Regions from separate parts of the Homo sapiens genome. Here region 2 is linked to region 1. A link is a loop called in an ENCODE intact Hi-C map of the cell type or tissue named here. Cell type or tissue: heart left ventricle. All regions are shown on one strand. Links, peaks and the distances in the headings refer to the core of each region. The heading gives the core; the rest is flanking DNA. Region 1 holds the start of LOC124900784 (a long non-coding RNA gene). Region 2 overlaps MAML3 (mastermind like transcriptional coactivator 3).

Region 1 (2,904 bases), core at 281-2,780:
AACTTCATCTGATGGTTTATAAATTACAGAAAATATGATTTTTTTCTCTCAAAATAAGAAGATGAAAAAGTACTTATATTTCTTCATTCATTGGTCGACAGTATTTCATTAAATCCACTTCCATGGCTGGACCTAATGATTCATTTAAATATAAACAGATAACCTGTAGAAGGTGCACAAGTAGATGCTATTATTACCAATAGTTAACTTTACTACTGCAAAATGCATTTCTACACTACTTTTAACGTTTTTAGCATGCTTCCTCTCTCCCCCTCACTCCACAGTCACAGACACACACGCTTCCCCATGGTAGAATGGCAGAGAAATGGTATAATCTCCTCTATTTTACAAATGAGAAAACCTAAACTAGAAGAAGTCAGTAAACTGCCAACTCCATGCAGGTAATTACAGACAGAGTTAGAATAATCTAAGCCTTGAAACCCAGCGCTTATCCTTCCCAACTTCATTTTTTATAACCCTGAAGACTGGCTTTTTTTTCTCTTTCTGTTTTTGTACATCTTTTTTTTTTTCCCCTCCACTTACTGATCTCACAGGGCTACAGGTGCCTTCTCCATATTCCTTCTCTAGGAAGGCTTCTAAAGCAACTCTCATCTCTGAGGTTCTCAAGTAAAGTTTGCAGGAAAGTGAGAACTCAGGCATGACTGTTTGCTTGTTAAGCTTGCTCCTCCTTGTAAGCCCGAAGAAAAACCTGCCGAAAATCATATTACTGCGTCACTGGGCCCTCCAGACTGCTCTAAGTGGAGGATCCAGTCATGCTGCACAAGTCATCTGCAGGCTGAAATAGCTGCGTCGTGATGCTATTACGGACATGAGCTTGTATGAGCTTCTAAAGTGTAGCCAGGCTTAAGAATCAGAAGAGAAAGCATGGGTTGAACACCAAAAGAGCACCTTAAACTGATACTTTTTTCCTGTCGGAAATTAAATTGTAAAGCTTATTAGAAACTGATGAAGAGACACAGAAAAGCTATAGCTGATAATGTACCAACCCCATTGTTCACACATATCCAACAACGACTTAATTCTCTGCATCCCATTTGCCAAACCTGTCTGCTATTATTCCTTCCCAGCAAGTGCCCCCGAGTACCTGCCCAGTACCACTCAGCCAGAAAAGTTTCCCGAGATTTTTTAATACTGAAACAAAGAGGTCTGCAAATGGGAAACCCAATATAATAGACAGCTGGCTGCTGCTGGCCATGGCATGACTGCCCAAGCTCAGACAGAAAGAACGAATCTTCTCGAAGATGTTCCTGTCTGCCCCACTTGAGCCACTACTGCCAGGGCAGGCATCCCTGGGAAATTGCCCTGTAAAATGAGCAGCTCCTTTTCAACAGCAGACTCCCAGCTGCTTCCCACCTCGGAGGCTGCTATTGGGCATGACAGGGCAGTCCTCCTGGCCTGGCTGGCGCTCAGTGGGACTATTAGGAGCCTGGGCTGGGAGGCACAGGTGGGTGGGGGCAATGCGGCAGCCCCAGGTGGCACACCTGCCCCTTGCAGGGCCCTCTCCAGCTTTAGATTGACGGGGCTGGTGATTCTAGGGTTGGGTGCCCTTTCCAAGTGTATTGATCTCCCCTCCTCTTCCCAAATTGCGCCATGCACCTTCACCCACGCTAAAGCCCTGCCTGGAAACAGAACGCTGTGGCCAGCCCTTCCCCCAAGAGCCAGAAGGGCCAGCTCTGGCCCACAGCCAGGCTCTAAAGAAACAGCATAGGGCAGAGAGAGGCGGTGGGTGGGGCCAAGAGCCTTGTGTTACACATTCAAAGCCTAATTTTGGATCAGAGTCATCCTTGTAGCCAAGCCTGAAAGATCACTGAGGCCCCAAAATGAACCCGCAGCTCTGAGGCGGGGCCTGGACGAACCCTCAGCTCTCTTGCCCACATGCTGCTCTCCTTAGGGAAGTTAAGTTAGGCTTGTTTGGATTTTCACTGGTATTTTTTTAAGCAACATCAGTTGTCTTTTAGCCTCATGCTAGCCGAGGGCAGTTCACGTTTCCTACCCCTATCTCTCTGTACACATTCACAAAATGCCTCAGCTGAGAGGCTGACCAGAAGCCAGGGCTCCTAGTGCTACTGCCTAAGACACGCCATTCTGCTGGTGGTCACACCAGTCAGACAATAGGCCAGTCGGATGAAGGCAGCTGCAGGTGAAAGCAGGCACCTTCCCATTAACAATAGAACCAGCTCTCTCTGACTGACATGCAAGAGTCTCTTGCGAGAGGAGAAACCGGACCAGAACCAGCGCTGGCCTCTGGAAGCCACAGGAGAGAGAGAAGGGCTGCTCCCTCTTCTTACAAGGGTGTGGGCACTTCCTTCAGAGAATTTGTTGCTGCCAAGATCAGGCTGTTGCCTCCCAGGAACTCGAGGTATCGGGATGCTTGTTTGCAGAGCTGGCCAGCCAGCAGCCCAGAGCAGCTGGTTGTAATTATGCGTTGCAGCTTCAGAGGAAGTTGCTGGCTGCGGAGCGTGTGCTGGGCCTGGCTGCACATTGGCTGCTGGGCTTAAGGGAACAATGGAGATAGAAACCAGTGGCAGCAGGGGAAGGGGAGGAGCGGGACGAGGGTGAAGACAGGCAGAAAGAAAGGGCAAGAGCTGCTCCCAGCGCTGAATATGGAAAAACCCACATCTGCACTCCAAGGATCCGTCTCTTGTTCCCAGACTTAAAACAAAGTGCATGCCCCTCTGTGAACAGCCCCCTGACTTTTCTTTTTAAGCTGTACCTGCTGCACACTGTATTTAGAGAAGTGTGCCTGGGTGACATATTGAATAGCACTCCTCAGCCTGTTTAATCTAAATTGACTGCATCTTTGTAGCAGCTGGCCACAGGGAAAAACAAAAGAATTCATGATGAAAAAGGCAAATCTCTCTTGACGAGAAAGTACCTCAGCAG
Region 2 (2,904 bases), core at 172-2,671, 140 kb after region 1:
GAGATCGCATAGATTATCAAGGTGAATGTTAAGCAAGAATAAATAGGCCCTGAATGCAGACTAGATGACCCCTTCCACAAGTTACCTCTTTAACTTGTGTGTGGACAAGCATGTGAACTTTCGGATACGTATTTCAGCTTCTCAGAAGTGTGTCTGACTGAGGGTCCATGCTGTATTCTGGTTAGTTAAGGTTTCAAGATAAATGAGCTGTCATTCTGTGACTCATCGAGAACTGTTTTAAGCAGCTACACAGCCTTGGAGAATAAAGGATGTCTAATCATCTCCAGTTTCCTGTCCTGGTTGACGTCATTGTCACCGTCATCATCTTCAACTCCATCAAGTTATTAAGTACCCCAAAGTGCGTAAGTTGCTAGACAAAATATGTTCCATAGACACAACCGTTGGTGTCTAGGAGTCTGCCTTCTTTAAATAGGTAGCACCAGAATGGGTCTAAGGCATACTTAGGTATTGATTGCCCTGTGGTAGGTAATAGAGAGCATCAGCTAGTAATCTGAAAGTACAAATGCAATATCCCAATTGCTGAGAACCTGCTGTGTGTAACAGGAGCCCACAGTGTGTAACTGGGTGCTGAGACTACACAGGGAAATATTACCCAGTCCCTGCCCTTTAGGAGCTTGATCCAATGACAGAAATGTGTATGAAGCACTTAGCCCAGTCTGGAGGTGGGGAGTCCGTGAACAAAGTCAGAGTTATTAGCTGGGTGAAGGGGAGGAGGGGCCTTTCTCTGGAGAGGGTGGAGCCTGAACAGGAAGCAGGAAGCTTCCTGTGGCGGGGTAGGAACCAGTGCAGGTCCCTGCTGCAAGGATTGAGTGGGTGACAGTGGAGAGGAACATGGGTTCTCAGATGTTATTGGGGGGCTCGGAGGGTAGGGCAGAGGGACACAGGGCAATGGAGTTAGAATTCTGTGTTAGGCGGCCCCTGGAAAGAAGAGGGGGCAAGAAGGGCAGTGAGGAGGATGGATTTGGGCTTGAACTAGGGCTGTGGTCTTATCTCTAGATTCTGGGGGCTGGATTTGAGAAATGTGTGTGAAATAAAATTTAGAAAGCTTGCAGAGGATGTAGGAGATGAGGAGAGGGGACAGTTAAGCCTGACCCTCAGCCTGGAGCGCAGGGTGTTGTTGCCAATTGGGGGTCAAGTGGGAGAGAAAGATGAAGGATTCAGGTTTGGATATGCAGATTTGACCGTCTGTGGAGATGCTCCAGAAGCAGTGGGGGGTCCAGACGAGGCTCAGTGTGATCTCCAACATGGACAGTGGTGGGCCTACTGATTTGCTCTGTGAAAGTTGGGGAGAGCAGCTGGGATTTCTGGGAATAGATTAGGCAGGAAGGAGAGGTTCTTCCTATTCAGGCAAATTGAATCTGAAAAAAGAGAGCAAAGAAAGATGTGTGGCACCCCAAGGGCAGGTACTCTGTGACGTCCTTTGAGAAGGAGGCGGGGCTCCTGCCTGAGGCAGGGTCAGGGCAGCCCCAAGGCTGTGGGTGGCTGCAGCCTGGCTGCGGAGAGGCACCTCTGCTGCAGTCAGGGGCTTGGATCCGTCCTGCTGATTGGCCTGGGTTTTGCTCTTGGCACTCAGTGGCAAGCGTCCAGACCTCCACTGGGCTGCCACGCACAGCTAGAAGGGTGGGAGAAGAGGAACTGGTCTTTCCATACAGCGTCTTCTGGCTTTGAGACAAAAGAAAAAGAACAGCTTATTGCACACTTCATGACACAGAGAGACAGCTATTGATCAGCTGAGAAACATTACAGACAGACAGACAGGAAAGGAGGAAGGAAGCGGGAAGATGATCAAATAGTTTGTTCAGCTTGAAGCCGCATTTTTACAAACACAAAGAGCCCAGAAGAAGAGAAAGTTACTTTTGTGTGGGTCCTTAATTAGGAAGTTCACGTTGGCCACCGGCTATCTTAGGAACTACTCTCCATTGTTTGAAGTGCTCTGTCTTCATCAGAGATGGGTCAGGGTGATGACTTAAATGAGCGAGAAAGGAGTAAATTGGTTCCAAGTTTAAGGTTTTCTTAATTAGAAGGCCTGAGAGAAGATGAGTGAGGACAAATCCGAGTTTCCCTGTGTGTGGCTGGCCATGGTTGGCGGTCGCAGCATCACAGCGTTGGCCGGCTGCTGCTTAGCTTTATTTTACTTGTGATTTTTCTTTGTTATGCACCGAACAGATTCCCCTCTCTGGTATTCAGTGGGGAGCATATAGCCGGAGGATAGCAATTAGCTATAGCTAGGCCTGCTCCTCTTTGCACAGCTCAAGATGACGTGTACAATTACTTTGGCACCTCACCAGCTCTTTCAGACCTTTTCCATGCATGATGGGAAGACAGGTCCATTCTCTGAGAGTCCCTCACTCCCTCCCCCTCCCAAATTCCCCCTTACCTGGATGAAATCCTGATGTAAATGGACCTTGCCTGCAAATAGAACTGAAGGGACCTGTTACGTCATCAGGCCTGGCAGAGCTCATTGGCAGAGAAGTTAAGAGTTTTATTTTAGACCCAGAGACCAGGCTGTGCAGATCCAGCTAGAACAGGTCTCTTCTGGCTCAGCCTCAGCTGCTGGCCCTCCTGCTGTGGTTACTGGGGCTCCAAAGGATGGAATGTCAGGGGGATCATGCTGCACAGTGAGCAGGACAACCTGACGGCCAGACCGAATGCACTCCAAAGGAAATCTCAGGCTAGGGTAATACAGCCAAGGTGCTGCCTCTACAATCATGGGAGGTTTCAACCTTCTGGGAGAAAAGCCCTAATGCAGCACATGATGGTATAGATTTGATCCAGGAAGGCAGAGTAAACAAACTATTTAAAGACATGAGTCTTGGCTGGGCACGGTGGCTCACGCCTGTAATCCCAGCACTTTGGGCGGCCGAGACGGGCGGATCACGAGAT

Evidence for each region. Peaks named below come from ENCODE experiments on the same cell type or tissue, not always from the same donor. Only the 100,000 strongest peaks of a DNase experiment are listed, where the experiment ranks them.
Region 2: a loop joins it to region 1, with 2.5 times the contacts of the local background. A loop is called at or near these places in 6 of 110 quality-filtered maps.

Annotation. Positions count from the first base shown.
Region 1 is chr4:140,237,371-140,240,274 of GRCh38, reverse strand. It overlaps LOC124900784 (a long non-coding RNA gene), which reads right to left and starts at 673. Exons shown (of 2, transcript XR_007058280.1): 1 at 544-673; 2 at 1-163. In heart left ventricle, for the core only: no CTCF peak of the experiment used is centred there; DNase peaks (open chromatin) are centred at 1,714 and 2,474; H3K4me3 peaks cover 960 bases; H3K27ac peaks cover 2,014 bases.
Region 2 is chr4:140,093,659-140,096,562 of GRCh38, reverse strand. The region is part of intron 1 of MAML3 (mastermind like transcriptional coactivator 3); the gene reads left to right. Among named protein-coding and RNA genes, the nearest start is that of MAML3-AS1, 33 kb to the left of the region's middle. RefSeq lists an enhancer at 1,479-1,528. In heart left ventricle, for the core only: no CTCF peak of the experiment used is centred there; DNase peaks (open chromatin) are centred at 772 and 1,562; H3K4me3 peaks cover 1,121 bases; H3K27ac peaks cover 2,500 bases.